2 separate regions of the Mus musculus genome follow, and region 2 is linked to region 1. A link is a loop called in an ENCODE intact Hi-C map of the cell type or tissue named here. Cell type or tissue: left cerebral cortex. All regions are shown on one strand. Each heading gives the region's core, and the rest is flanking DNA. Links, peaks and the distances in the headings are about the cores only. Region 1 overlaps Pcdh7 (protocadherin 7). Region 2 holds the start of Pcdh7 (protocadherin 7).

Evidence for each region. Peaks named below come from ENCODE experiments on the same cell type or tissue, not always from the same donor. Only the 100,000 strongest peaks of a DNase experiment are listed, where the experiment ranks them.
Region 2: it touches region 1 in a loop (2.3-fold over the local background); 4 of 42 quality-filtered maps call a loop at or near these places.

The regions. Positions count from the first base shown.
Region 1 is chr5:57,811,480-57,827,455 of GRCm38, forward strand. The region is part of intron 1 of Pcdh7 (protocadherin 7); the gene reads left to right. Among named protein-coding and RNA genes, the nearest start is that of Pcdh7, 100 kb to the left of the region's middle. In left cerebral cortex, for the core only: no CTCF peak of the experiment used is centred there; DNase peaks (open chromatin) are centred at 8,329 and 10,157; H3K27ac peaks cover 1,649 bases.
Region 2 is chr5:57,712,384-57,728,359 of GRCm38, forward strand. Pcdh7 (protocadherin 7) reads left to right here and starts at 5,698. Exons shown (of 3, transcript NM_001122758.2): 1 at 5,698-9,895. The coding sequence starts at 6,722. It overlaps 4932441J04Rik (RIKEN cDNA 4932441J04 gene), which reads right to left and starts at 5,536. Exons shown (of 5, transcript NR_015588.2): 1 at 5,463-5,536. In left cerebral cortex, for the core only: CTCF peaks have their summits at 4,282 and 7,338; DNase peaks (open chromatin) are centred at 4,361, 4,977, 5,146, 5,637 and 10 more places; H3K4me3 peaks cover 8,000 bases; H3K27ac peaks cover 5,349 bases.

The sequences.
Region 1 (15,976 bases), core at 3,639-11,638:
TCTATAGGAAGAGGATGAGAACAAAGCTAAGGTCCAGACTTTTGGAACTTAGAGTAGAGTAATTCAAGGATGTCTGAAACACCATCTGTATCAAAGCTCAACTGACAAAGTGATGTTATCTCATTAGAAATGTATATCTTTTCAAGTAAGAAAGTGAAGCTCACTCTCTCCCCCCTCTCCGCTCCTTCCCCATTCTCTCTCTCCCTTCCCCCCTTGTCTCTCTCCCTGTTCATGTGTTTATGGTGTATGTTTGAATGTGTTGAAGAGGGTTCATGTACATGTGTACAGGCTTACAATGGGAGTCTTCTTTGATTGCTCTCTATTTTCTTCTTTGAGACAGGATCTTGCAGTTTAATCCAGAGCTCATATGATTGCTCCACTTGCCCACTAAGCATTCATATGGGTAATTCTTGTGGAATCTGGACACTGGTCCTTGGTGGGGAAATATGTAACCTGCAGAAATGTCTTCTCAGGTCTTGAGCTTTGGACGTGTTGGAGAAGTAAAGCATTACAACTGAATTGCCCTTATTTTAAAAGGAAAAAAAAATGGATTGAATTGGACATTGCAATGGGTCAGTATTTTGATCTATGCAGTATATGTAGAGGCAGCGTATAAGGCTCTGTTGTTTGGGGGGCTGGTTTTTTTGGGGGGGTTTCTTTGTTTGTTTGTTTTTGTTTTTTGTTTTTTGTTTTTTTTTCGAGACAGGGTTTCTCTGTGTAGTCCTGGCTGTCCTGGAACTCACTCTGTAGACCAGGCTGGCCTTGAACTCAGAAATCCTCCTGCCTCTGCCTCCCAAGTGCTGGGATTAAAGATGTGCACCACCACGCCTGGCTTGGGGACTGTCTTTAGTCAGTGTAATCGTCACCTCTTAATTACTGTGACTTTATGATTATTTCATTGTCAATGTTTTGCTGTTCTTCATACATTTTCTCTGTTCTGTGTTGGAGATCAAAACTAGAGTCTGATTATGTTAAGTAAATGCTATATGGCTTAATTCTACCTTCCTTTCCTCACACACCTTGAAACTATCACCTAGAAATGTAAAAATTTCAAAATTATATGTAACATGATTTTAGTATTTGGAGTCTCAGAACCTTACTTGGCCTTAATTAAATACCCTAATTAGAGTATAAATTCTTAACTTGATTATATGTCATCATTTACTCATTTACTCTTTGTGGAATACATTTGAAGGCCACACTTGACAGTTAGGAGTAATACAATTTGTAAGGATGGGCTTCTTTTAGACTATTTCCATAAAATTAAAGGGTAAAAGAAATGTACATTTTATTCTGTGAGGTTGCTCTCATTCCATCTAGGCCTTAATCAGTATGTAACAGAGTGTGTAGTCTTCCCATGTTTTAAATCCTTTAATCCTTTCACCCTCCCACTTCCCTCATGTAATAAAGAGGCAACATCATTCATCTAATTCCTTTTCTGAGAATATGTTTGGCTACTTCCCTTCTTCTTGTTATTATAAAATATGTAGTGAGTAGTAGGTGAGCTGATGAATTTAATTTTTCAAGTGCATAAACATGCACATATTGAATCCTCTAAGTGTCATAAATATAATCAGGCCTTTAATTAGGAAAAGTAGGAAACCTAATTCTAAGCGTTATGAAGATATATCAGGCTTCTGTTGGTGAGCACATCTGGGGAGATATGTAACTCAATCAGAGAGTCTAGTTTGTTGCTACTTCCTGCTGAAAGCTTTACAAATCATTTTTTTTCTGAGACTGTAGAGAACCACTGAACATAGCTACAGTGCATGATACTAGCAATCTTCAAAAACAAATCCATCTCATACATAGAAAGCAGGAGGACTGGTGGACATGGTAATCTTTTTTTTTTTTCAGGTTTATTTTATTTTGAGAGAGAGAGAGAAGAGAGGGGGGTGGTGGTGTTGAGCCGGGAGCTTAAAATACTTTAGTAAACTTTATATAATTTACCAGTTTAAACATCTCCTTTAAAGTTAGTGAAATGTTCCTAGCTCATCAAACTTATTTATAAATATAAGGGTATAAAATGAATGATTCAATTTCTCTGTAATTTTTATTAAAGCAAATGTGCTAATTAGGACTCATGAATTGAGCATCTGTTTCCCTATATTCTGTATGACATGCTAGGAATGAAAAAACACTGCAAGACCCTTTCCTATATTATCTATGTGGGTAGCATAAATATTGAAAATTATTAATGAACTCAAAATAAATGATATATTAATTAAAAAGAATAAAGCCCAATGATAATTAATCTGATGGAGACTAGCTATATGTATGATTCTAACTGTGCACAAATTAACTGCATATGTACTTGTTTATATAAAATTAATGAAGTGAATAAGGTACCAATCAGCCTCTTACTGAACCAGAATTTTCAGACAAGGATTTGAAACAACACAGGTAAACTCATTTATTAAATCAACAAATGTGGATTAGATTTACAGAGTCTCCATTCTTCTAATGAATTTCCTGATTAATAATTAAATTGTATAGATGAATTGGTCCTTTTAAAAAAATATCATTTTGCCCTTCGTAAGTGGAAACTCAGAAAAAAAAATGACTAGTAAAAATTGGTCACAGACTTCACAGATATTTTAAAACGCATTGTATATATTTAAAGAAATTTTCATGATGCCTGGTTCTAGGGAGTTTTTGTGTAATGCCACTAGTGGCCTATTTTGCTCTAAAATGCATTTCCAGCTCTAAATCCCATGCAGTATTGCTCTCCTGCAGTGAACTCCTTTAAAGAGGAATTTAAATTTTAAAGGTGCAATTTGAAACACATTTTCTCATGTCAAGTTTTGACACTGACCTTTTAAAACATGTAAGATAGGACTTTCCTCTTTAATTACATTGCTTTTTTTAAAAAATTAAATTTATATTGTAATTCTTTTCACCATTAGGCAATTCTTTAGAACGAGAGTTATTTTACTTGTCTTCGATGTGGGGGAGCAGAAAGTGCATAGTTTTATGTGCACGTTTAAATGAGAACTGAAAAAAGACTTAAACATGATTTCCTCTCTGCATTTAGGTAGTGGAAGACCGAACACCTACTACAAACACTGTCTGTGGTGTAAAAATGTATACCTGCTCTTTAAAATAGATTGTCAGGGGCTTTGAGGAAAATTTCACTATTAAGAGGTAGTAGGGAAAAAGTCAGTGAACTTTTCCTTAAAGATGAATGAGGGAAGAGACAATTGTTGATATCAGTGTTTTGATGATGTGTTTTGCTTTTGTTCAAATATAGAGAACCTCATCAGCGACATCGTTTATACTTGGGTATGCAGTAATGATAAAATTCAGTAGTGATGAAGTTAAGGAAAGAATAGGGGCCTTAGTAATCTGTTGACTGACATTCATTTTCACGCTCGTTGACTTTTTTCTTTTGAGATAAGGGTTCATCATCCAGGAAAATTAAATGATCAGAAATGTGCATTATTCAGAATGGGGTGAATTTTTGTTGGGGCGGGTGTTGTCTTTGTCGACATTTATTTATTTACTTTTTTTTGAGGAGGACATGCATGCTACTGTCTTTTTATTGTCTGGCAAATGGTGCCTAAATACATCTAATTGTAATTGGTCTCTCGGCTTTCAACCCTGTGCCCTACAGTAGTCTATTTATAAACTCATTGCCAGTGTTCTTTTAAAACATAATTCAAATGACTTCTTTACTCAGAAGCTTCTTGTGACTTTCCATTTCAATTCTAGGAGAGCCAGAGCCTCCAGGTCTCCGAGTTTCACACCTCTACTCCTCTCTGTGACATTTTCTCTCTCATCCAGATTAAGCCTCGTCCTGGCTTGTGTAGCATGGCCAAATCTTCTCCAGCTCAGGGTCTACACCTGCTTGGCCCTTTGAGACGCTTCTTGTGAATTTCCAATTGCTTCTATCTGTTTTGTCTTTTATTTCTTCTTAAGCTCCTCCCGGTTAAATAGTTCTCTAACTATTTAACTTTTAAGTAATATCTCTGACCTATTCCTTTGTCCACTTCCTCTTAACTCCAGCACTTGAAAGCACAATGTGTGCTCCCCCCTCTTTCACTGTGTGTGTGTGTGTGTGTGTGTGTGTGTGTGTGTGTGTGTGTTCGCGTGTACTCGCCCTTTTGAGAGAGAGAGTGAGAGAGAGATACTGTTTATTTGATTTGCCTTTCTCTCACTTCTTCATTTAATTTGTGTGAAGGTGAGATTTTCTGTTGAATTAAATAATTAAACAGAGAAATTCTTTATTGTTTCTCAGCTACCATACTCTAGTTGTCAAATGGATCCAAGAGGAAGACTTCAGGTCAAACAGAATGAAACCTTCCTCCTGTGCATGCAGTTGCTTTTCACTTCCAAATGCCAGATGGTCCTTTTGTGTAGCTGGAAAGCCATTTCATGAGGACCTTTCAATTCCAATGATCATAATTTATTATATATGGAGCTTTAGCCATGCAGGCAAAATAATTTTGCACAGATTTGTCCACCAAAACTAAAAATTCAGGTGTTTACTGATAAAAAATGTAGGGAACAGCTGTGGGATTCCTTTACTTCAGACATGTTCATTCTTACTGGAAAACTTTACGTGAGAATCTAGAACAAGTTTCCAGGGTAGCCATTCTTGCTGTTAGTGTATGTGATTTCATGGTCCCAGGAAACCCAGCCTCAAGGGGCAATGACTAAGAAACATGTCAAGACCTGGAGAAGGAACGTATTACCAGCAGGGAAGATTGCAAAACACAGCCCCACCCTGAGCTTTTCAATTGTCTCCTTTTCTTTCACCTGTGGTTTAAAACCTACTCGGATTGATTTGTACTCTAATTGCTTCTATTATTGACCACTTTTTTTTTTTTTTGCATTATCATATCCTGCCTGAAAAGGGGAAGGTACCTTTTTGTGGATTTCATTTCCTCTGTCAGAGTGAGACAGAGGTGGGTGGACTGTACCTCACAGTACACAACATGGATGAATATATTCTGAGCGATGTGTTCCTAGTTCTTAAAGCTATCCTGTGCATGACCACGGGTGAGGCCTTCTGAAATCTTTCTGTTTTACAAGCTGAGACCTCCAAAGCAAGCAATGTCTTCTAAGAAGGGAATTCTGTATGAGAGGGATTAACATTGACTTGGCTTTGCCTTCACATTTGTTGCTGACCTGCAATTATGGATTTAACAGGCTAGGCAGAGCATTGCCGTCTTTTCTGGATCATTTAGATGTGCTCTGATTTAAATGTATTACATGAAGACTCTATTTAACTATATATATAAATATGCTTTTTCATTCTCCTGGGATCTGATAATGTTTGGGTGGATTGTGTGATTAATTAAATGCAGATGGCTTTGTGCCTGTACAAGAATTTTACATTGTTAAGGGAAATTGAATAGATAAGTAAAAATAGACTCTGTTGCCGTTTGCTAAGGACAAGTTAAATGACTCATCTTCAGATTGTCTATCCCTGCCTTAAATTTGATGGGGGTGTTATGTTATGATAGTTTCTTGAATAATTAAGTTAAAATTGGTTATGAAGTCATTTATTTAGTAGCTTTTGATCAGATAGTTTTGAATATGTAGAATTTTCCTCTATCAAGATATTATGAATAAACTTCTTTCCCTGGGCTTAATAAAGGAACCTATCTCTTCTGAAAAGTGACTTTTCTAAAAAGTTATCTACATAGATGGTGAGATTTGTTGTGGATGAGTGTGGTGTCTTGTGTGATAAAGATGGCTCAGAAGTGATAGCCTTGTGGTTTCTGAATAAATCCTGTTGAAGACTTTGGGTAGCAGATATTAAACATGTCCTGATTTTTAGAGAGTGATCTAAGTATACTCATGTGCTACATGACATTTTGGTCTGTGGGGGATGGAGGGTCTACACATACCAAACTATACAGTCTATAACCTAGGTATAGTTTTTTTTATACAGTGTTTTCCAGGTGTATATGACTATGCTCCATTATAAAAATCACCTAATAACATATTTCTCACTAATGCATCAACTTCACTAAGGAATTGCTCTTATTTATTGAATCTTGAATTCTCATAAATCAATTAACCAACACAGTTTAGATCTTAAAGGTTTAATAGGTCCATTTAATTTATCAATCAAAATAATTATCTTAGGCTATTCAATTCAAAATTTAGATAGCTTGGTAGAAAAATCAATTTATTATCACAGAAATAAAACAGCATTTAGAGAGAAAAATAGGAAGTGATCTAATCACTTTCAAAATTGAATCACGGTAAAAGAATATAATAAAAGCGTAATCATGTGTGTGTGTGTGAGAGAGAGTGAGAGAGAGAGAGAGAGAGAGAGAGAGAGAGAGAGAGAGAGAGAGAATGATTCACCAGGGAATGAAAACTCTAGTAGAGTGGTATAACCCTAGTTTATTTTGTTCTTATAGTTTAGATTCAGACATTTTTAAAACTTGAAGACAAATTTCAACACCCTCTAGAAATTTTTAAAAGATGGTATTAAACTGAATGGATTTTTCATGTTTGTTTAAATCTGACCCATTTGTAAAGGGTCCGATTGAACAAAGAGAAGTGTATTTGACAAACTCTTACACATGGAGACCATCTGGGCAGCAACAAGTGAAAGATGACAAATCATATTCAGATGAGTCTAAAAATGGAAACCCATTATTTGGAAGAGAAACAGTACATTGCAGTGCCAAAATGGAACCATATGTTAAATAAACAACAGTAGATTATTTGAAGGAATTAATAGATTTTGAGACTCTTTAGTTTGTAATCAATACATCATATAAAATGCTATCTGTCTTTAAAACATACAGATACATTAACAGCAAACAGGGGAGGGGCACATTTGTAGAATTTCAAGGATCCAGAACTTACCAGAAGTGACATGTGCAGAAAATGCAACATTCACAAAAGTGAACTCTAATGAGAAGCAACCTGGGTGTCATGTCAAATTGCAGGGTATGTTCAGCTCAAGATTTATCCCTGTTCTCCATATGCTACAACCCTTTTACACATTGTAAAAAGAGCCACCACAACAAACACAGACTAATTGGTAGTGTCTTGACATGGTGACACCATTCCCACATATAACATTTCTTGAGCATTGATCATATAGCAATAGATGTACTAAATACTGAATCACTGAACTAGATATAAAATAGGTAGCAATTCCCAGGTCACAGATAAAGCAATTGAAGCTAAGGAGATTAAATAACTTTGTTGCTTGGATCCAGTAAGTCACAGCATTGTGCCTGTTTCTAAAAGCTAAATCCCCACCACTTGGCTTAGTCTTTTTATTGGCTCTAGATAACTCTGGTGTCTGACTACTCTATATAGTTTGCCAAACATTGGTTAAATAAGAGATTCTTTTATTCATAGGCTATATAAATAAATATGCAGACATTTATAAGAGTATAAAACACCTTCAAGGAAAAGCAATATAAACTTTGAATGGTTATCTTCGATGATTGACATTATCAATTTGATAGACTCTAGAATAGCTGTAGACAAGCTTTTGAGCCCATCACAATGCTGTTCTAAAGTAGGTTAGGTGAGGTATGTGGCACACTCCCATGCAATGGGATCCATGGCTGTTTAAGAAGGAGACAAGTAGCTATGCATTGACATTCATCTCTGTTTCCTTTCTGACTGTGGAAGCAATGTGACTGATGGACCCCACGTTTCACCTGCCTCGTCTTCCCCGAGAAGTTGGAGTTCATCTCCTTCAATTCTAAGAGAGATGCACCTTCTCTGACTTAACTTGCCTGTTAAAGACAGTATCATAGTTATCGCTGTGCTTGTGTTTGTGTGTGGATGTGCATATGCAGTTTGAGATTATCAGAAGGTAAGGTAACATGCAGAGTGCAGAGAAGACATGCTAAGTGCTCTTTCACAGTTAGTTCCAGGTAGTTGGTGTGTCTTTATCTTGGCACATCGTTTCCAAGTATGAAGGATGATAAACTGGTTCTGAGATGAAGCTAGGTCTTGTGGCATTTTCCAGGTTCAAGTGAGAGTTGGCTTAATCCCTGTGCTGCAGACTTCCTACCCCGTGGGCCATTCTGAAGTGAATGTATGGATTTCTTCTGTTGCCGATGCACTTGCCTTCTGCTAAGACAAAGAAGTATCCTTATCCTTCATAGCCTCCCTTGTTATTCCCAGTAACATATGACCTGGGTTCAGACATCTAAGATATTCAAGTACCTTGGTGCTGTAGTCATGGTAGAAGAGTTTTTGGAATCAGAAACTTTCATTTAAACCCAAACCCATCCTTCTGAATGCAGTTTTATTGTGTCTAGGAATATTCAGTTGAAATGACTTCTGCATACTGATGTAGCAAGAATAGCAACAGTGGGAAGGATAAAATGTGTATCCCAGAGGCGCTATTCAGAACCTTCTGAGTGATGTTTCTCGGTACTCAGGTTTTATTAACAGTTGAATTAAAAGTGAGATAAATTGAGGTAAGCTCTGTCACATAGCAGCACAGTAACTGGTGGTCCCCTCAGATCAGGATGTCAGATATTGGCTGATATGGCAGAGGAGTAAGTCCTTAAGCTCAGACATGTAACCTGAGCACTGCTGCTCACATTTAAGCATGATTAATTAAACTCCTTGACAGTGAGGTCATGGGAGTCCCTCCTACCTTCAGCAAATTCATTTGCAAAGCACACCTGCTTTTCCATTAATTTGCAGACTTCTTCTATTATTTAGGTCCACATTTTACTTAAAATAATTAGTAAATTTAAAACCTTGCCCAGTGGAGGACGGCGTGCTATAAATGTTTTACAGTACAAGGTGGTGAAGGGTGGGCTTGGAAAGCCACATGCCACCTCTAAAAAAAACATTTTTTTTTTGTTTGTTTGGCATTGCGATGAATTAAACAGCCACAGCCTGGTGCAGACTAACAGTGAGCTCTGCAAAAGGTCAGGTGTTGGCGTTGTCGTCTTTTGTTTGTGTTGTTATTTTTTGGCTGTTAAATGGTACTGTAAGCCTTAAATAGCTGCTTTGCATTCCTAGGGGGATATTGTGTGTATTTTTATGAATCCATCTTGGTTTGCTTATTTTGTGCCTCTACCTCTTTAGATTAAAAATTCATATATGTATTTTTTTTTAAGTGGGGCATTTCAAGTCCAAGGCTTTTAAGCATCCATAGTTCTTGTGGTCAGTGCACAAGAGGAACTGCCCTTTAATACAGAACTCAGCTGTGGGGAAGGCTGGGGAGAGAAGGATAATCCACATGAAATCTTCAGACCTGAGAATTATTTCTTGACTGCCTCCTGCTTTTCTCCTGAACTCATTTGACTCTTAGCTTTTAGACATAATGTGTAGAGTTAATTCCCTTTTAAAAGCAGCAGGATTTTGTTTTTCATGCACCATCCTTTTCTTCGTTCACAAGGGTTTGAATTTTGTACATAAGAGTGTTAAAAAAGAAAAGTAAGCATTAAATAAGATAAGAGCTGTCTGCTTGAATGTGATAACATCTCAGAATATCAGCTTCCTTAGACCTGATCTTGATGCAGATGTTCACACAACAAAGTCTGTTTACAGATCACAGTATTTGTAAATGAACAAAGACATGATAACTTTTTCCATGTGAGATCTTGAGAATATTTTTTATTTCATAGAGTAGGTAACATGGCTGACTGAGTAGCTTTCTGCTGGTCGTGAAAGATGGAGGTTTGTACTGGATATTCTGATTTATCGTCTTCGGTTGGTGTTGCTATCTCCTTGGCCCGTTCACTCTGATGCTCCTGTCCTTTGCTATTTTTCATAGCTTGACATGTAGCGGTAATGGTTCTATTAGCTTTGGCAAATCTGCTGAGCTTGCCTTTTGTGGTGAGCTTGCCGTCACCACTACTATCCTGCAGGCCCTTGTTAGGAAGTGCCCTTTACTGCCTGTGCAGGAGCCATCACCTAGAATTAAACACTTTCTGCTAGACCTGTTTTGACGGTGTGCAAAATGATTTTAGTGTATGATGCTACCTTCTTGGTGACAGCTACAGACTGCTGAGATTAAATTAAGGTCCTTGAAAATTTTAATATGGCGCTACCGGTGTGTACTAGTTCTATAATAACAACTATGTGAAGCGACGCTTTGCAGAGAGCAGAGTATGATAGAAGACCCGGGAAGTCATATGAAAGAAGCATTGTGCTTTTATCAGACTGACAATATCAGAAACTGGAATGTGGGGCTTTAAATGTGTTGGAAAACTGACAGGAGTTATTCTAGATGGGGGCTAGGCTAGCTCAGTGCAGGTCCGAGAATGCTGCCTCGGCAGAACAAAAAGCACTCAACCCAAACAGAATCTCGCATTTCTCTAATTTTAGGGTTATCATTTACATTTCACTCTGAAAGTGTTTCTTTTCTTGTTCTACTCAGCAGAAAGAGTTTCTTTTTATTCTTGAGCAAATGTAAGAGACTCAGAATATACAGAGGCCTATGAGTTAGGAGGTTTTTTTTTTTTTTTTTTTTTTTTTTTTTGTGAGTCCTTAGGGATGTTTGGGCTAGTTCTCTTGTCTGTCTCTCTGAAAACCTGCAATGAACACAGGACTTTCTTTTCTCGTTGCTAAAAGCCATTCTTCTGCCCCCTTCTTCGGGAAGACTTCCTTTTGTTGTTCATCTTCATAATCGTTTCAGAAGCCTGCATCATCTTCTTTCTCGATCATAATCCATCAAGCGTAGCGTGTACGTGTGCTCTGTCTCAATTAAGAAAACAAGGCCTTGAAATCTGATTTGCAGCTCTCCTGGAAAACTGCAGACTTCTAGTTATAGAGATACTACAGAGCATTCAGGGGCACATTTTCCATTTAAAAAGGATCAAAAATATTGAATTTCTCCAACACTGGGGTGAAATGTTACTTTGCAATTCAAAGGCGAATTTCATGAAAGAACTTCACAGTTTAAGGAGGAAGCAATTCCAATAGTCAGGAAACCAAGGAGTGAGATTTTATTTTTCCTGATTTGGGGGTCTTTGTCTACCTTCTGAAGAGAGGTATTTAAGTCTGGGTATGATGGTTAGATTTTTGTATTCGATTCAACTTAAAGGCATCATACAAGATCTATGTGAGTATACAGGTCTGTGGGTCTGGGGGATTGCTTTAATTAAGTTAATTAATATTGAAACATGCAACTCTATGCAAGTCAAATCATTTACTAGGAAATGGGTCCATCAGTATAAAAGAGTAGAGAAATCCACCTAAGCATCAGTAGGCAACTGAATATGTGTGTGCTTATTTTTCTGTGATCTTGACTGTAATTATAATGTGACTAGCTGTTTGAAGTTTCCTCCTTGATTTCTCCACAATGATGGACCCTAATCTGGAATTGAGAAGTGAAGGAAATTATTTTCACCTCCAAGTTGCTTTTGACAGCAGATTTATCACAGCAACAGAAATGAAACTAAGACAATTACCAACTTTAAGATTTTATTAAGTGAAAAAGGAAAAGCAATGAATGTAAATGTGGTTTGAAGAAACTGAAGTGATTTTGATTGGATGTTTCTAAAGAAATAGAAGCATGGGCCAAAAAAAAATATTGAAGTATGTTTCTGGGACTGCAGGAGGCTTAGTTATCTGAATATCAGGCAGAGATCTATTGACTTTGGACGTTACCATAAGTTTATATAAGATGTGTTAGAAACTTGGAAGGAGATAGCATGAGAGGTCAAAATTCCACAGCAATACTTTATCACTTCCAGTCAACAGATGGCAAGTGGCTTCACAAGTTAAGGAGAAGTCAACAGGATGAGGAGAGCAAAGTCTCCTGTCACACAGAATCCCCAAACATTGGGTAGACATGGATGTGCTGTGCTGACAAGCCTGTCAAAGGAGCACAGTACTGCTAGTTGCCTAGATAGGAAATGTGTCCTGTAAAATACCAGGAAGGACCACCCAGTCATTCTTACATCTCTCTTTTGCTTCCTCATTGTTGAAGCTTGGAAGATAAGGTCCACTTCAAAAGAAATTCAATTGTTATTGCTTTTGAAAACCTATGATATCAACCAAGAGGCCATTAATGGTGCTATATTTTTGTGTAATATAGTGCCATGTCTAATTTATACTTTCCTGTATATTTTTATTTAATTTCAATAGGTTTTCTCTTTAAGTAGCTCTCTCTCTCTGTCTCTCTGTCTCTCTGTCTCTGTCTTTCTCTGTCTCTCTCTGTCTCTGTCTCTCTGTCTCTCTCTGTCTCCCTCTGTCTCTCTCTGTCTCTCTCTCTGTGTCTGTCTGTCTGTCTGTCTGTCTGTCTCTCTCTCTCCCTCCCTTTGTGTACTGTACATGAGCCTTTAGTAATCCTAAGACAAATCAATGCTACATCAAACTGTACAGAGCTAAACAAAGACTTTTCAACTGAGGAATGTCGAATGGCCAAGAAGCACCTACAGTAATGTTCAACATTCTTAGTCTTCAGGGAAATGCAAATCAAAACAACCCTGACATTCTACCAGACACCAGTCAGAATGACTAAAATAAAAAACGCAGATTACAGCAGATGTTGGCAAGAATGTAGAGAAAGAGGAACACTCCTCCATTACTGGTGGGATTACAAGCTGGTACAACCACCCTGGAAATCATTTTGGTGGTTCCTCGGAAAATTGGACATAGTAATATCTGATGACCTATCTATACCACTCCTGGGCATATACCCAGAAGATGTTCCAACATGTAGTAAGGACACATGCTCTACTAAGTTCTTAGCAAACTTACTTATAATAGCCACGAGCTAGGAAGAACCCAGATGTCCTTCAACAGGAGGAATGGATACGGAAAATGTAGTACATTTACACAATGGAGTACTACTCAGCAGTTAAATAAGATGAATTCATGAAATTCTTAGGCAAATGGATAGAACTAGAAAATGTCATCCTGAGTACAGTTACCCAATCTCAAAAGAATACACATGGTATGCACTCACTGATAAGTGATATTAGCCCAAAAGCTCCAAATAACCAGGATACAATTCACAGACTACATGAAGGTCAAAAAGAAGCAAGAACAAAGTGAGGGTACTTCAGTCCTTAGAAGGAGAAAAAAATACTCACAGGAACAAATATGGAGATAAAGTGTTGAGCAGAGACTGAAGGAAAGGCCACCCAGAAACTGTCACACCTGGGAATTCATCCCATATACAGTTACTAGACCCAGACACTATTGTGGATGCTGAGAAGTGCATGCTGAAAGGAGTCTGATGTGGCTGTCTCCTGAGAGGCCCTTCAAGAGCTTGACAAATACAGAAGTGGATGTTCGCAGCCAACTATTAGACTGAGTGCAGGGTCCCCAATGGAGGAGTTAGAGAAAGGACTGAAAGAGTTGAAGGGGTTTGCAGCCCCACAAGAGGAACAACAATATGAACTAACCAGTACCACCAGAGCTCCCGGGGACTAAACCACAAACCAAAGAGTACACATGGAAGGACCGATGGCTCCAGCTGCATATGTAGCAGAGGATGGCCTTGTCATGCATCAATGGGCAGAGAGGTCCTTGGTCCTATGATAGATGCCCCAGTGTAGGGGAATTGAGGGCAGGGAGGTGGGAGTGGGTGGGTGGCTGGGTCGGTGGAGGAACACCCTCATAGAAGTAGGGGGAGGGAGGATGTTATTGTGGACACTTTGTGTGGACACTTTGCCCCTTCTTAGAATTGGAAACAATCACCCATGGAAGGAGTTACAGAGACAAAGTTTGGAGCTGAGACAAAAGGATGGTCCATCTAGAGACTGCCATATCCAGGGATCCATCCCATAATTAGCCTCCAAGCGATGACACCATTGCATACACTAGCAAGCCTTTGTTGCAAGAACGGTGATATAGCTGTCCCTTGTGAGACTAGGCCGGGGCCTAGCAAACACAGAAGTGGATGCTCACAGTCAATTATTGGATGGATCACAGGGCCCCCAATGGAGGAGCTAGAGAAAGTATCCAAGGAGCTAAAGAGATCTGCAACCCTATAGGTGGAACAACAATATGAAGTAAGCAGTACCCCAGAGCTCTTGTCTCTAGCTGCATATGTATCAAAAGATGGCCTAGTCAGCCATCACTGCAAAGAGAGGCCCATTGGACTTGCAAACTTTATATGCTCCAGTACAGGGTAACGCCAGGGCCAAAAAGTGGGAATGGGTGGGTAGGGGAGTGGGGGGGAGGGTATGGGGGACTTTTGGGATAGCATTGGAAATGTAATTGAGGAAAATACGTAATAAAAATATATATACACACACACACATATATATATATATATATATAGATATAGATATAGATATAAATATAGATATAGATCCATTCAGCATTAAGAGCTCTGTCAGATGTTGTGTAGGAGCTTGGAAGATAATGTTGAGAACAGTACAGAAGATGGAGGCCTGGCTTGTGAAATTTCAGAGCGAAGAATAAAGACTCTTATCAAGGCTGCAAAAAATAAATAAATAAATAAATAAATAAAAAAGAAGTAGGGGGAGGGAGGATGTTATAGGGTGTTTTCAGGAGGGAAGAAAGCTGAGAAAGGGGATAACATTTGAAATGTAAATAAAATATCCAAAAAAAAAAAAAAAAAAAAAAGATGAAACTACTTCATCAAGTCAATATGCTTCATTTCCTGAGGATTGTCAGCAAGTCTGGGCAAAAGCATGTCTGATGCTTTTGTTGTTGTCAGGGCTTCTTGGCGCACCGCTGTCTTGCCATTAGGGTGGTCTTTAATAGAAGTCTCTTTATAAAGGCATAAAAGATATGTGCAGCAGCAAGGGAAGGGTCAAGGCTTCACCAGAGACTCTGGAAGGGGGCATGATGGTTTAAGTACTTAAGTCCTTGGACCATGTCTAACATATCAAAAGATATTAATGTGTTCTCTATGGCTACTTTCTACCTTGCTTTAAAATTCCAAAATGGCAGGTCAGACTAGGCCAAGCATTGACTGGCTTTTTAAATTAATGTTTAATAAGATGGGATGGCTGCCAGGACCTAGAGTAGTGGACATGACTTAGGTAAATGTAGCTATTTTATTCACTTTTTGCTTGGGTCTGTCTAGAAAAGATCTCTCTCTCTCTCTCTCTCTCTCTCTCTCTCTCTCTCTCTCTCTCTCTCTCTCTTCCTTCCTCCCTCCCTCCCTCTCTACCTCTCTCTGTCTCTCTCTGTCTCTCTTTCTCTCTCTCTCTCTCACACACACACTGAGAGAGAGAAGTCCTGTTGCTTAGAGACATGTGCCATCATGCCCAACTAAACAGCTCTTTTTTCAAAGCCATTCTAGCTTCTTCCTCTTCCTTGCTTTTCACTTCCTTGTTTCCTTCCTTTATTACAAGAACCATTACTTTGTAATTCTAATTTTTTAAATAAAAAAATAATCCTTTCATTTCAATGTGCTCCCTCTCTCATACACATATGTTCATGGAGATCAGATTGGCAATTTGTTGAATCTCTTGCAGTTGCCTGGTATTGGTCCTGAGATGAAAATTCTGGTTCTCTGATAGAGCAGTTTGTAAGATTAACCTTCGTCTAGCCTATCCCTGATTATTCGTGTAATAACGAAGGGATTATTCTTAGTCCATCATTATTTCAACTCAAATAGCAAAACTTAAGTTCTATGCTAGCTGATATCTTCATTAAAACAACAATAGCACCATCATGTATTTATTTCAAGGATCTGTACTGAATTAAAGTCATAAATATTCATTATGAATTTTGTGAAGGGAAAGCAGGATTGATAGAAAGTCAAGGTTTTTTTGTGCCCAAAGGTTGTTTGAATTTTTGGAAAAAATATGAATTCGGAACAGCAGTTTATAGGAGTAAGCTCATGCTTTTAAAAATTAACTGCACTAATATAATTTGTCAATAGTCTATCTTTAGTTGAATAGAACTTCCAGAATAAACAGGCTATTAAGTACGTCTGGAGCTTGTTGCTAAATAATCTATATTAGGCATTATTGATGGGAAATAAGAATCAATTTTTTTTTTTTACTTTTGGAGCATAAAATGTACTTGTAAAAAAGATACTATGGACAGATGGAGATTTTAAAACCAACAAACTTTGTATCCTATGCCA
Region 2 (15,976 bases), core at 3,742-11,741, 99 kb before region 1:
TAGCTTCAAGTGATGCTCAGTAGAATGCACTGCTTTTAAACTGCCAAAAGTCTTTCCCCAAACGCTTGCCTACATTTGGCAAAGTCCCTTTGGCTTTCCAAATTCAGATTGTTGAGAATGTGTGAAAAAAATTATAAATTTGAAATGTCCCATAAATTGTTGTAAATAAGGCACAATGTCTCTCTCAGTGTAATTAGTTGGACCTTTTTTAATGTGACGCATAAGTTGGAAACCTGTGTAGATCGAATATTTTTGGCAAATTAAAACGGTATAAATGGAAAAACAACCAACCATAAATCTTTGCCAATTTTAAAGTAGAAATCTTTTCTATCAAGTTTCTTAAATTATTTTAAAAACAGTCTAATGATGGATACTTCGCTCCTTCTTAGAATGGGGAACAAAACACCCATGGAAGGAGTTACAGAGACAAAGTTCAGAGCTGAGACAGAAGGAAAGACCACACAGACACTGCCCCACCCTGAGTTCCATCCCATATTCCACCAAACCCAGACACTATTGCATATACCAGAAAGATTTTGCTGACAGGACCCTGACATAGCTCTCTCTTGTGAGGATATGCCAATGCCTGGCAAATACAGAAGTGGATGCTCACAGTCATCTATTGGATGAAACACAGAGCCCCCAATGAAGGAGCTAGAGAAAGTACCCAAGGAGATAAAGAGGTCTGCAATCCTATAGGGGGAACAACAATATAAACTAACCAGTACCCCCCAGAGCTGTGCCTCTAGTTGCATATGTAGCGGAGGATGGCCTAGTCGGTCATCAATGGGAGGAGAGGCACTTGGTATTGCGAAGATCATATGCCCCAGTACAGGGGAATGCCAGGGCCAGGAAGCGGGAGTGGGTGGGTTGGGGAGCAGGGTAGGGGAGAGTATAGGGGGCTTGGGGGATAGCATTTGAAATGTAAATGAAGAAAATATCTAATAAAATGCCTTAATTAAAAACATTCTAATGAAATATAAAAATCACATAGTTTACAAATTAATGTTTATATAACTAAATTTTATCTGCAAGGATATATTTTTTTTAACCTTTGAAAACATGGTATCACACTGGCCTTGTGTCTGTGTTTTACAGTTAGCCAATAGGCTGTAAGAATCAGTTTTGTGCAGCATCTAACTTGTTTTCTTTTACTTCTGTAATGTATAGCTTACATACAAGATTTAAATAGCAGAGAAGATGTTATTTCTTGGCTAGAGACCAATTAAGTAACCACTGATGGAAGCAGTTGCTACCTGCCTAAAAGGAAGTCTGTGGTTTCCTTATTTAAACTGCTGAGTTTTAATGTCCATCAAAAGGCTGTTATCACAATGAATTATTCAACCATTTCAGTCTCCCACACTTTAGTACTACAACCATGGATTTCAAGCTGAAAAAAAAATGTAGCCAAAAGTCTCTACCCAAGAACTCGAATCGTTTTTTTCTGATTGTTTGTTTGTTGCTTTTGTTTTTGGTACTAGACATTTACAGATTGTTATGTCTGCTGTTTAAAAGTATATGCTTAATGGGTAAGTGTTTATAAATACTGAGAAAGAAGACTGACATATTAAATTTACCAAAAGTAGCTAGGACAATCGCTGATGACGTAGGAACAGCCCGCAGCACCTGGAAGAGGGCCTGGAAGAAAACCTTTCCTTAAAGATGAAAGGTCACTGCGTTTGGAGATGTCGGGTGTCATTTCCACTGTTTGTCCCTTGGTGGAGTTCTTGAGTCACTTTCTCTCTTTCCCGTGTACTTAGTGCTTTATATTTCTCTCCAGGACTGGCTAGCATGTTTACTGTATTTAACCTTTTTCTCGCATTCTTGTGAATAATAGAGCGTCTATTATAAATGAAAGACTCCCGACCCTGAAACCCTGCCGCTGGCACTTGCTTCTTAGCCTTACTGAAAACTTTGTTGTCCTTACTTTTTTTTGCCAGTCTTCATTTTTAAAAGGCTTAAGCCACTTAAGGGACCCCCAAATACTATCCCTGCCACCCTGCTCTGTCACCAACGTTCTTAACTGAAAAAGTACTTGAACTGTTAAGTTTGGAGGACGGTGTTTGGCAAAGAAAAGCACTCCGATTTTTCTTTGACATATATTAGCATGGGATATCTGGATTTTAATTAATTTCATTTTTATGTCTGCTTTATTTTACATGTATGCTTATCACGGGGCATTTCCTTTTAAATAACAAAGAAAAGATCGTAAACGTTTCAATCTTCCCTAAAACATTTTGCTCCCTCCAAATGATGACGTCCTGTTACTGATGAAGGCAGTCTTTAGAACACTACTCCTTTTCGGTTTTGTCTGCCAGAGAAGCCGCGGCGGCGGCAGAAGCAACTGCAACCTCTTTAATTTCTTGCAGCCGGTTACACTTTTTGATCCCATTTCCTCGTGAACCTTGCCTCTCAGGTTGAGACGATAAAAGCAGCCTCGGGTGTGAGAGACCGGGTGGGGTCTGTGGGTGGGAGCGAATCCGGATATCACATTCCCCTGGTGAGGTCTGCTACTGGGAGGATTAAGTCCCTGGGTTCCATTTAATGAAATTGCTGAGCACTTGTGACACTAGCTCTAAGACTGCGGAAATGGGGCGGGGGGGGGGGGGGGACGGGACTACTGCTCGCCTTCATTCACCCTGCACACGGGCTGGAGGCTACAGCAGTGGTGTGAGCGCCCAGACAGGGGGCGGAAGAGGATTGGGAGCAACGGCCGCCGCAAGGGCGCTAGGAGGGTGTCACCCCCTTTACCTCCCTTTACCCCACTTTACCCCCCTTTACCCTCTTCCCGCCCATTCCATTCTCGTCCACAGGAACCGCTGGGGGAGGGGGAGGCGGCAAAGGAGCTGCCACTTCTCTGGCGGAAAGGTCGGAGCTGGCGACTGGTGGGGGAGGGAGCAGAGCAAGGTTTCCCGGCCCAACAGCAGCCTGGCCGCGCTGCTATCCATGCAACACACGTCGGACCCATTTCCCACGCTGGCTTGGCTCCGCGGCAGAGTCGGTGGGGATAAGTGGGGAGGGCGAGAGGAGGTTACCTCCCTCTCTCAGAGGAAACCACTACAGTGTGAAGGACGCGCTGCACCCCTGTCCCCTAATCGTCGTGGGGAGGAAATATATGCAAACTCTAGGCAAGAGTAGACCACGCAGTCCCTCCCTCCACCCTTGTCAAGAGCGGCGGGAAAATGCTTGAAGAGGCAGAGGAGGGTTATTCAAGTTTATGGTCTGACAAGGGAAGAGGGAGTGCATAATGTCTTTCTGCCCACACGATTGCTTGAAGTTTGCAAAATTCTAGTAAGGCGATGAGGGGAGTGAGTGCCACACTACCACGCATCGGAATGCACAGCGCAAAGCCTCGCAGTGGAGGTGACGTCCCCCTTCCCATTCCAGTCTGGATCGGGAGAAAGCTGGCATTCAGATAAACCTCTATTCTTCCAAATGTGAGGGGGACATCGCGTTACTGCCACTTCGTCGGCCGCTGAGGCGCTGCGGCGCCAGCCCCCTCCTTCAGACTGCGGCGGTGCGCACTGAGCCTGCGCGCCAGGCTTTTCTCGCTGATGCTGCAGATACAGAGCTGAGAGCTCTGGTGGCGGCGGCCGGAGGGTTACGGGGAAGGCCGTTCTCGCCGAGGAGGAGGAGCCACCCCTCCCGGAAAGATGCTGCTTTATGGGACAGGGAAATATTCGTTAGCTCCTGGCACATACTACTCACGGTTCCGTCCTCCGCGCTTCCACCCCCGCCCCTCCTGGGAGAGCTTTTGGAAACCACTGTCGCTCCCCCGCCCCCAAACACACTCCTCGCCGCGCTCCTCCAAACAACCGCGCGCTTCCTTTGCTCCTAGACTTTATTGGTGTTTGACTTATTTAAGTCATTCTGCCTCCTCTGGTCTCAGAGTAAAATTGATTCCGTGAGCATTAGATCGGGCATGCAAATTCGTCTTTAAAGGAACCCTTAAATTCCTAGCAACATTCTCCGAGATAGTAAGGACCCGACACAAACTCCACCTACTACCTTCGTCTTTTCTTAATCTTTCGGTAGAGGGTCTTTATTTTGACAGTGTGAAATACATGAGAAGTGGGCTTCGGTTCGAAATACACCACCAGCCCTGAGATCTGACTTGGCAGACTGCGGTGGTCATGAGTGAGAACCGGGGAAGCCTCACGCCCGGGAATGGCAGGGAGGATCACGAGGCACAAAGTCAAAAGGAGAGAAAAGAGGTTAAGCATACTCGGTACACAAAGTTGCCATTAAAGTTTATTTCCCTTATATCCAGATAGGTGACGCTACACTTTGCCGGTTACTAAAAGCTGCAGGCTCTGCTTAGAAAATAATACCCAGGCTTCTAGCATGTGTTTTATTCCCCAGGCGCGTGCACACACGGTCTATCCCCAGTGAGAGCCGGATGACAGGAATTCCAAGCATTTAAACAAAGGCAGGCATTCTCCCCTCCCCAACCCAGACCTCCAAAGTCTGGGCTCCAAAAAAGGATCCTCTCTGGCTCTCGTTGGAGTTTGATGCTCTCTCTTCACTACTGCAGCCCGTCACGGTTTGGCAGAACACAAGCTTGGCTTTCGGAACTCAGACATCGACCTCAGCCTACCAGTAGCAATTCACTAACCCAGATGCTAAATTGCGAAACGAAGACACGTTGCGGGTGGGAGTTGGGGCGGGAGGGGGGCATCGTCTGAGGGTAGACGTGGGAGGAAGGTATACTAACACCCTCACTTCAGCTCTTACCCACGCAGCCGGGTTTAGTCTACCAGCCCTAGAGGGGGAAAAAGAATCACCCCACCCCCACCCAAACTGCCTAAGGAGACTAGACTTTGGCTTATCGGGGCTGAGATTGGGCAGTTCTCAGTCGGCCCCACGAAGCGAAGCCTGGCTTCGGTGAGCGCCGCGGCTGGCTAGTCCTTCCTCCCGCCTCCCTTCCCTGGGCCCTCCTCCCTGGTTCTCTGCAACTGTGTAGTTTCGGATACCGCCGCCGCCGCTGCAGCGTCGGAGTCAAGTCTGACTCCGGAGCCCGCGGGCTTTCCGCAACAACCACCAGTTTATGCAAACTTGCGGGTTTCCGGCTAGTGGGTAGCGAGAGTAGGAGCTTCCCCGGAGCGATTCGGTGTCTCGGAACAGCCACAGCCAGAGAGGCGGCGGGAGCGCGCGCACCAGACTCTGCTAGACGCGAAAGCGGACGAGACAACTGCGGAATTCACCCGCCGCGCCAGGGCACTTCCGAGACAACAGCCGACTGGCACTTTTTCTCCCTTTGGCAAACTAGATTTTTTTTTTTTAAGCTACTTGGCAGCTCTGTTTGACTCCACCTCCCCCTCCACCCCCGCCCCAGTGGCTTTGGCTTTTCTTTGGAAATCCGGACAGAATTGGGCATCTTTGTTAATTGCCGTTAGGAGTGCCCGGTCGTGAGCTTTCACCGGGCCAGTGTCGCGCGGATGCACGGAGCCAGGCTTGCTCACCTTTGAACTGCAAAGGGATCAAGTTCAGCTCGAGTTCCCCGCATTGAGACTGGAAGAAGCTGAGAGACTGTGCTGGAGAGAGTGAGAGAGGGGGGGAAAGGGGAAAGGAGAGGAGGGAGGAGAGAGAAGAGGAGGGAGGAGAGAAAGAGAAGGAGGGAGGGAGGGGAGGGATCGAGAGAGAGCGGGGAGAGAGAGAGAGGCTGCAATCTCCTCCCTGAATCGCGCACAGCGCTGCAGATCCCACTGCTCCAACACGCGGGCCGAATGCAGGTGAGGGAAGGCACGGACTCTGCGGCTGAGAATCCAAACTTGGGCACCGCGCGGTGCGCACGGTTCGGCTCTCGCCCCCGCGGGCGAATGGTTGCTGCGGTTTCAGGCGGCGGCTTCGTGACTAATGACCTTGCGCAGAGTTGTTAAGAAAAAAAGAGAAACCGGAGCTCTTCGGGGTGAGAAGCGACCGACTCTGGGCGTCTCTGAAGATGGCTCGGGCTGCTCTTTGGCGCGCCGGGAGCACCCGGTCGCGGACCGAGCTGTGACGCGAGGCGTCTTTTCGCTGCACCTTGCCCGAAGCGACCTGCCGTGGAATTTTTCATTCAAGATATGTTGAGTGGCTTCCCGGCTGCTTAAGAGGAGTCAGAGTTAAGACTGGCTTGTTGCTCGCCCCAGAGCCTGAAGCAGGAAGCGGTTCAGGTTTGTCTGGACCTCGGGAGCCTAAACAGAGCCTGGGTCTAGAGTGAGTAGCTGGAACGTGAATTGGACTTAACTCGAGTAGCAGTAAGGACTAACGCTGCTGTCAGGCGGGGAAGGCTGCAGGTTTGTTCTAGTCCGCTACCAGGCTCCGCCGCCCTCTTGCAGAAGCGGTTCCGGCCCCTTCCCAGGGCTTGGAGACTGGATCTCAGTATCTTCCCACTGCGGGGATGACTTTGTGGGGGCACCGAGCCCGTGGCGCGCAGTGTCCCGTGAACTGTGAGTACTGCGAGTAAACGGTGGCCGGCGAGCGGGCGATTAGCACCCATTGCATGAATTATGAAACAATAACTTTCGGAAGAAGCAGGAGGAGAAAAAAAGAAGCATCTCTAGCTGCCCCCCTCCCATCGGCCGACTCTACGCGCTACTCTGGCCCCCTCCCTCCCCTCCCTCTCGTTTCTTCCTTTCCCGGAGAGGAGGACCGAGGGGAGGGCAGGCGGCCAGCCCCGGAGGAGGGGGGTGCCGAGGGGGGTTGTGGTTAGAAGGAGCAGTAGCAGCAGCAGCAAGAGAAGATGCTGAGGATGCGGACCACGGGATGGGCGCGCGGCTGGTGCTTGGGCTGTTGTCTCCTTCTGCCGCTCTGCTTCAGCCTGGCCGCCGCCAAGCAGCTGCTCCGGTACCGGCTGGCCGAGGAGGGCCCCGCCGACGTGCGGATCGGCAATGTGGCCTCGGACCTGGGCATCGTGACCGGCTCCGGCGAGGTGACTTTCAGCCTTGAGTCTGGTTCTGAGTATCTGAAGATTGACAACCTCACCGGCGAGCTGAGCACCAGTGAGCGGCGCATCGACCGAGAAAAGCTGCCCCAATGTCAGATGATCTTCGACGAGAACGAATGTTTCCTGGACTTCGAGGTGTCGGTGATAGGGCCCTCACAGAGCTGGGTGGACCTGTTTGAGGGTCGGGTCATCGTGCTGGACATCAACGATAACACGCCCACCTTCCCGTCGCCGGTGCTCACGCTCACGGTGGAGGAGAACCGGCCTGTAGGCACGCTCTACCTGCTGCCCACGGCCACCGATCGTGACTTTGGTCGCAATGGCATCGAACGCTACGAGCTGCTCCAGGAGCCCGGGGGTGGCGGCGGCAGCGGCGAGGGAAGGCGCTTGGGGCCGGCGGACAGCGCCCCCTACCCAGGGGGCGGCGGGAACAGCGCGAGCGGCGGCGGCTCTGGAGGCTCCAAGCGGCGGCTGGACGCGCCTGAGGGTGGCGGCGGGACGAGTCCTAGTGGCCGAAGCAGTGTGTTTGAGCTTCAGGTGGCAGACACTCCAGACGGCGAGAAACAACCGCAGCTGATCGTGAAGGGGGCGCTGGACCGGGAGCAGAGAGATTCCTATGAGCTGACCCTCCGAGTGCGCGATGGGGGCGACCCACCTCGGTCTTCGCAGGCCATCTTGCGGGTGCTCATCACCGACGTGAATGACAACAGCCCCCGCTTCGAGAAGAGCGTGTATGAGGCTGACCTGGCTGAGAACAGCGCTCCGGGCACCCCCATCCTACAGTTGCGCGCCACCGATTTGGATGTAGGGGTCAATGGACAGATCGAGTATGTATTTGGGGCTGCCACCGAGTCGGTAAGACGGCTACTGCGCCTGGATGAAACGTCGGGCTGGCTCAGTGTCTTACACCGGATCGACCGCGAGGAAGTGAACCAGTTGAGATTCACAGTAATGGCCCGTGACCGCGGGCAGCCCCCCAAGACTGATAAGGCCACCGTAGTCCTCAACATCAAAGACGAGAACGACAACGTTCCCTCCATCGAAATTCGCAAGATAGGGCGCATCCCACTTAAGGACGGGGTGGCCAACGTAGCCGAAGATGTCCTGGTGGACACCCCCATCGCCCTGGTTCAGGTGTCCGACCGTGACCAAGGCGAGAACGGGGTAGTCACCTGTACCGTAGTGGGAGACGTTCCTTTCCAGCTTAAGCCAGCCAGCGACACAGAAGGCGATCAAAACAAGAAAAAGTACTTCCTGCACACATCAGCCCCACTAGACTATGAGACCACCCGGGAGTTCAACGTGGTCATAGTAGCTGTGGACTCTGGCAGTCCCAGCCTCTCCAGCAACAATTCCTTGGTGGTCAAGGTGGGAGACACTAATGACAACCCTCCTGTCTTTGGCCAGTCTGTGGTTGAGGTTTACTTTCCAGAGAACAACATTCCCGGGGAGAGGGTAGCCACAGTGCTGGCGACAGATGCTGACAGCGGGAAGAATGCAGAGATCGCCTATTCACTGGACTCCTCAGTGATGGGGACTTTTGCCATCGATCCCGATTCTGGAGACATCCTGGTCAATACAGTACTGGACCGGGAGCAGACTGACAGGTATGAGTTTAAAGTTAATGCCAAAGACAAAGGCATCCCAGTGCTGCAAGGCAGCACCACGGTGATTGTACAGGTGGCTGATAAAAACGACAACGACCCTAAGTTTATGCAAGATGTCTTTACCTTTTATGTGAAGGAAAACTTACAACCCAACAGCCCTGTGGGGATGGTCACCGTGATGGATGCTGACAAGGGACGGAATGCAGAGATGAGCCTGTACATAGAGGAGAACAGTAACATTTTTTCTATTGAAAATGACACAGGGACCATTTACTCCACAATGTCTTTTGACAGGGAACATCAGACTACGTACACTTTCAGAGTGAAGGCTGTGGATGGGGGAGATCCTCCCAGGTCGGCCACAGCCACAGTCTCTCTCTTTGTGATGGATGAAAATGACAACGCTCCCACAGTTACCCTTCCCAGAAACATTTCCTACACGTTGCTGCCACCTTCAAGTAATGTCAGGACAGTAGTAGCTACAGTGTTAGCGACAGACAGTGATGATGGCATCAATGCGGACTTGAACTACAGCATTGTGGGAGGGAATCCTTTCAAGCTGTTTGAGATTGATTCCACCAGTGGTGTGGTTTCCTTAGTGGGGAAACTCACCCAGAAGCATTATGGCTTGCACAGGCTGGTTGTGCAAGTGAATGACAGTGGCCAGCCTTCCCAGTCCACTACGACTTTGGTGCATGTATTTGTCAATGAAAGTGTTTCCAATGCAACTGTAATTGACTCTCAGATAGTCCGAAGTTTGCATACCCCACTCACCCAGGATATAGCTGGTGACCCAAGCTATGAAATTAGCAAACAGAGACTTAGTATTGTCATTGGGGTGGTTGCTGGCATTATGACAGTGATTCTAATCATTTTAATTGTCATGATGGCAAGATACTGCAGGTCCAAAAATAAAAATGGCTACGAAGCTGGCAAAAAAGACCATGAGGACTTTTTTACACCCCAGCAGCATGACAAATCTAAAAAGCCTAAAAAGGACAAGAAAAACAAAAAATCTAAGCAGCCACTCTACAGCAGTATCGTCACTGTCGAAGCTTCTAAACCAAATGGACAGAGGTATGATAGTGTCAATGAGAAGCTGTCAGACAGCCCAAGCATGGGCCGATACCGATCTGTTAATGGTGGGCCTGGCAGTCCCGACCTGGCAAGGCATTACAAATCCAGTTCCCCATTGCCTACTGTCCAGCTTCACCCCCAGTCACCAACTGCAGGGAAAAAACATCAAGCTGTACAAGATCTACCACCAGCCAACACATTTGTGGGAGCAGGAGACAACATTTCAATTGGATCAGATCACTGCTCCGAGTACAGCTGTCAAACAAGTAACAAGTACAGCAAACAGGTAAGATAGATCCCAGATGTGTTTACATACCCCAGAGAGGGCTGATCACTCAGAGACAGAGCAGCTTCTATGAAGTTGTGTCTTTCCTGTATAAGGGTTCTTCTCATTTGAAAACTAGATTGGCATGCATTTATATGCCACTGATGTACCAGAGGCCTTATAGGATAGAGATGTGTTCCTGGTTTCTTGTCTGTTTGTTTGTTTGTTTTTGAAACTAAACTTTGGGTTTACATGGAATCTAAGGGAAAGGTAGTGTTTTGTGCTTCTCCTAGCACTTGACAGTCTTAATTCATGTGTTTTTATGTAAATATGTATATCTCTTTGGGAGCATTCTAAGTGAAAATTTTCTAGAGTTACAACTGATGCCCATTCTAATTGGGCACTGAAAAGTTTTAACTATGTCATGAATCATGCCGGCTTTTACAAGTCAGCAGACACTGATTCAAAGAAATGCAGAGCCAAGGCAAAAGTCTTGAAATCCTACCGAAGTCATTTGATTGGATGGAAATAGTGGCTTGAAAATGCTTAATGATAAGCAAGTGCCATGCATAATTGCATTTTTAATACTTTGTATCTATAACAACATTTATTCATAATGATTAGGCTCCTATGTGGATATGCAATCAGCACCTGAATTCTTCATATTCAATATTCCAAAGCTTGTAAACAAAATTAAGTTGTACTTAGTAGAAGGTATTTGTGGATGTTTTGGGAATTACTAGAAAAAAAGAAAAATTTTGTGTTACTTTTGTGTGTTATTTGACATAGCTGTCTCCAGGTGTAATGTGGAAAACATATATATATATAGTTGAGGGGAACTTCTGACTATATCAGATTTATTTTTATAGTTTGCTTGTGTGGTATGCATTATGAAGAAGTTTACTTTTTATGCCCACCAAACTTTGTCACATAGCAAATCACAGCAAATAAATCCTTTAGGAAAGTGCTGAGCTGCTGGCCAGAACACTGCAAAGAGAAAAAGCATCATGTGTTTTACTACAAAAATTGACGTTAAGAATTACATTTATGACTTGTTAAATGCTGTAATATGGAGGTTTGTCTGCCAGATATGTTTTACATGTAGAATGTGTCATCCGAGGAGAATTGAGGTGAAAGAGAAAGTTCTTATATAGTCTCATTCAATGTGTAATAGAGAATAAATATTAATATTTCATAGCTTTCAGTATTATTAAATATTAAAATATTTTCTACATTTAGCATTTTATTTTATAGCATTTATTTTGGATAATAAGAAGGAGCAGAAGTAATATACTTTTAAAAAAATACTCTACTAAAATACCTTATTAAAAGCAGTAAAAAAAATATAGATTTGACCTACTATGTATGAAATAGCTTTTGAAAGTAGATCTTTGGATGCATGTAAGCTTGAATAATTTATTTACTTGAAATCACTATTTGATATTGTGGAGAGTTTATTTCTGTTGTGTTTTTGCTTTGCCTGGAGTTAAAAGCAATGTGTTTTGGCCTGGTGTTTAATATCTTCATCAGTTTTGTAAATAAGAAAGACTCTAATGAAACATACAGCATTTTTTCATGTTATTTATATACAACATTACATTTCATATACTTATATACACCTGAGGTCTTAGAATTTCCTTAGAAAACAATAACCTAAGTACAGCATAATGGAAGATGGCTTTATACAGACTATTTGCATCCTGTCACCATGCTAATAGTGGTTTTGCCCCATGACAGTGAGATTTGCATTCCAAGTTTCTTAATTGTATGCTTTTGAATGGGTCTATAAAATGGCAAATTTACAAATAGTGTATCCAAACACGAGGAGTGTGGTTTCACTTAAGCTGAGTTTGACTCACTTTGGGGGGCAGCACTACATTCTTGAAATTTAAAAGCACTTAATGTCAAGACAACTGGCATGCCATTTGAAAAGCAAAGAGATGCGCTCATACATTAACTAATGTATGGTACTTGTCTTTCAATTAAGCAAAGTCCATTTACCAAAAAAGGAAAGCCACACAGTGAGTGGAATGAATCACTCAGCTTGCTAAAGGTGACTTTGGAAAACTTGCAGGCCATTAGATATTCCAAAGATGTATAAAGTTTTAACCACAAGCAAATAGCTGACCTACAATAAAATAAAGGCAAATGAAACACATTCCCCCTAATGTAATTAATGGTAGTAATTGATAGTTTCATCTGCTCGATATTGCTCTCAGGGGACAATAGATCCATTTCAAAGTTACATTCTGCATCATCGGACAGGAATACAGTCCACTTTGTCTGGACTTTTGTTTGTATCATACATAGTTACGTTTCTATTTACACTCTTAAAAAAGATTTAGTGTTCATAGAATGAAGCCATGTTTGCTTTCATTAAATTTTGTTTATTAGCACACAGGATTTTGCTGTTTCCCTCTTTGAAAGATGAATTTATCTAAAATTTGAGACTTCCAGTCATTCAGTTTATTAGACTTGAGACTTGCACTTTTTAAATTTCTTAGGGATCCATTTAAAATGTGAAATTTCATTTGCTAGAATGCCTTTATTTTATTTATAATTTCTCTGAACTATCTTATGATACTCCTTTATTTATACTGAAACAATGAAAGTGACCTTTCTTTCAGTCTTTTCTGCATGAGAGTTTTAAGTGTTTCTCTTAAGTGGTATTAGGGGCTACAATGAGCCAACACCTCACCAGAATTGAAAATTTATAAATAGAACTTATACTCTCTTTCCCTTCTCCTTCCTTTTTGAGCTGGTTTCACAGACTCTAGGAACACTTCAGATATCTATTATTACTTGGACAAACTCTGGCTGTGTGTTGGACAGTGGATGAAATTATTTCTCAAACTCACACATTGGAAAACTGAGGGGGGTGGAACCTAGCTTTTCATAGTTCAGGCCTTTGCATTGCAAGCAAAAGTCTTTGCCATCCAATACCTGATGTTTACTTGTGCGTCATGAAACTCATCCACAGCACTTCTGAGACTGTCTCTCTTGCATTTAGTTCTTTAGTTGCTTGGCAAACTTGGTGGCTTGTAATCTTGTGATGTAAAGGGACAACCGTGCATCTGATTTATTTAAGAAAGAAAAAAGAAAGAAATGGATTTCATTTATCTTTTTAAATTTGTGCTGAATAATTTCAATAAAACTTCAAAAGTCCCAACAATTAATGCACTAGAAATGTAGAGTTTCAGTTATCCCGCTATTCTCAAATCCTATTGAATTTATCATTTGATGTGCTTTCTTCCTTCCTTCCTTTCTTTCTTTCTTTCTTTCTTTCTTTCTTTCTTTCTTTCTTTTTTAAAAGATAATGACTTTATACATAAAAATGTTTTATAGTATTTCATGAATGAAATGTAAGGTAATTTTCATATTTGGGTTTGAATAAACATTTATTTTAAAATTCATTTTGAGCTGATCACAATGTACTCAGGGATAAAAAAAAATCTTGTTAACTCCATTGACAGTTTTCCTTCTGTAAGGAACTGCTGATTTAGTCTGAATAATGTTCTCCCTAATTAATAAAATTTTGGTCAATGTTCATTATACACTTAATTAAAATAGTACAAGTGAACTTTTATAAAAACATGACTGTGATTTTGGAAGCAAATGGGTACCTTTCTGTTAGTATCAGAGTGCTCCATTTTATGAAAATTAAGCGTCAACCTGCTTGTGCATTAGCACATATATTTCAGCAGTAACATATCTGCAAAGTGATGCCAGCTCTACACAGCATCCTGACTCATTCTTCAGGAGAACGCTTGCAAGGCAGTTCACCTGGTTATAACTAAGGACTCTTTCCTGAAGCCCAGCAAATACGCATATCTTTCTTTTACATTTGGCTTAGTATTCTGGGCAAGTGCTTCATAACTAATAGGAGAGGGACATCTGCTAAGCAATATTACCTGAGTTTTTGAAGGAGTAAGGCATATGGAAATCTTCATTCAGTTATGTGGTCCACAGTTGATATGCAACTTTAAAGGGAAGTTCCCATAGAACAAGTTATGGTCTCCAAATTTGATTGTAAACAAATGAATCAATTAATGATTAGTTGATGTGAGTGATTAATGATAACAAATCTATAAAGTTTCCACAATTTCTTTGTGTCATGAGCTTTCTCCTTTTTTTTACACTCAAGCACACATTCTTCTGTAGCAACTGTGTGGCCACTAGGGCTTTATCTTGTGCTGATGTTCATACACTGATGTGTAAAGCATACTAGTCAACAGCTTAATGCCTATACCTAAAACCATGAAAGACATCACAATTTAGAATGAGAAGGTACCATCTTAGCAATTCTCTATTTATAGAGGAGGAACTCGAGAAGCTAGCATAAAAAGGTAGTCTGACTATGTTCACAGAATTAGAGATATGGCATAGACCAGAGTCCAAGGGTCCTCATTAAACCACTTTTAGAGGCAAAACATCTTTTGAATGTCAGTCAGTCTCTCTATGTAGAATGCAGCAGTGACAAGAATCTGTTTTGGTTTACGTATGTCTTTCTAATATATTTGACTATAAAGATAGACCTTTTTACATGTAGCATAATTTTGGCCTCAGCTCTAGGGCTTTCGTGGAATTTAAAATTCCAAACTTATTGATTTTAGTTAAAATTCATAATTTTATATCTCACGAAAGGTAGCAATTGATGATGTAGATGAAACAGAGCTAATGTGGTTTTGATTAGTATAGCCCCTCCCAAAAAAAAAAAACTGACAGTATTTTACACTAAGCACAATGGTGAGGACAGCTATATGTTCTTGTCATGGGTACTGTTATACGTATCTTCACTAGAAAACCATTTTATTGGGAAAAAATGAAAATATGCTCAGCATTAAACATGACCAGCTTTGTATATTTTTATTGAAGTAATCGTTTACTTTTTCACCAAAACTGACAAACACTTTCGGCTTCTAGATTACCTGATGTGTCAGCATTTATCCTAAACACACAATGTCACGCTGCCTTCCCTCTCCTCCCAGTTTGTTTACTACCAAGTTTCACAGAAGAGTGAGACTTTTTTTTTTCTAGTTGGAAAAAATAAGGTGTTTTGTTTGTTGTTATTGTTGCTGTTAATCAATGTCAGCTTGCAAAGGCATCATATGTAAAGTGTAAAATTTCCTAATGTCAATGGCTCTTAGCGCCGGTTTTGTCATAGAATCAACTGGAACAGTCATTAGCCTCAGTGCAGAGGACAGTGATGGGGGAACGTTGTGCAATGAGTGTAGTCAAATCTTGTTTACACTCAAACACAGAGAACCAACTTCTAGACTATGGAAAGTTTTTCAATCCATTCATTTTCTGTAGCTCTATATAAAGGGAAAAAAAAGCTGTTTCAGTGAATCTACAGTCAGTTTCCTTTTTAATTTTTAATTTTTTTTTAAAGCCCTTAAACTCTTGTCTAAAGCAGAGTCTGTGTCAGGCACACTGCACGGTGCTTTATTTAGCACTAGTTAGTGGGAGAAATCACATACAAAAAAAGCTGAGCTGAAACTACTAAAACTAATCTTAATTATCACTTCTAGTGAATTAATGCTTGAAGGGCGGAAGGAAGGTTTATTTTCAGGAATTTAGTGATGTTTGTATCGAGCTCTAATGCTGTGTACAAACAACAGAACCATTAAGGCTCCTGATGTTGGATTCCTCTGACAAATCAGCCCCCCCCAAGCTTGAGCATATTTATTCTTCATAAATCTATAATTTGCAATTAAAATTGTTTATCTATTTTCAGATCTCTATATCAGCATTGTGGTTGAGTGTAAGAGTTTAGGGAGATTTTTCTACATGTTTTTTTTTTAATTAATTTTTTTTAATTTTAACCTACATAAATCTTTATTTTCCTTCTTTCAGATGCGTGTACATCCATACATTACGGTGTTTGGCTGAATTCCACTCTAATATGATGCTCCATTTTGCACCATACTCTGTCTTCACCTTGCTTCTACGACACCTGCTGGAGCCTGCCCTTGGCCGTGGGGTGTCAGCCAATCACTGTTTGTTTTCCTTGTTGTGCATTATGTTTCCAAGCTTTTTCTTACCTATTTAAGGAAAATAAATAGTTTGAAAGCAAGTTAAGGTCCAAAGAGGCAGTATTAA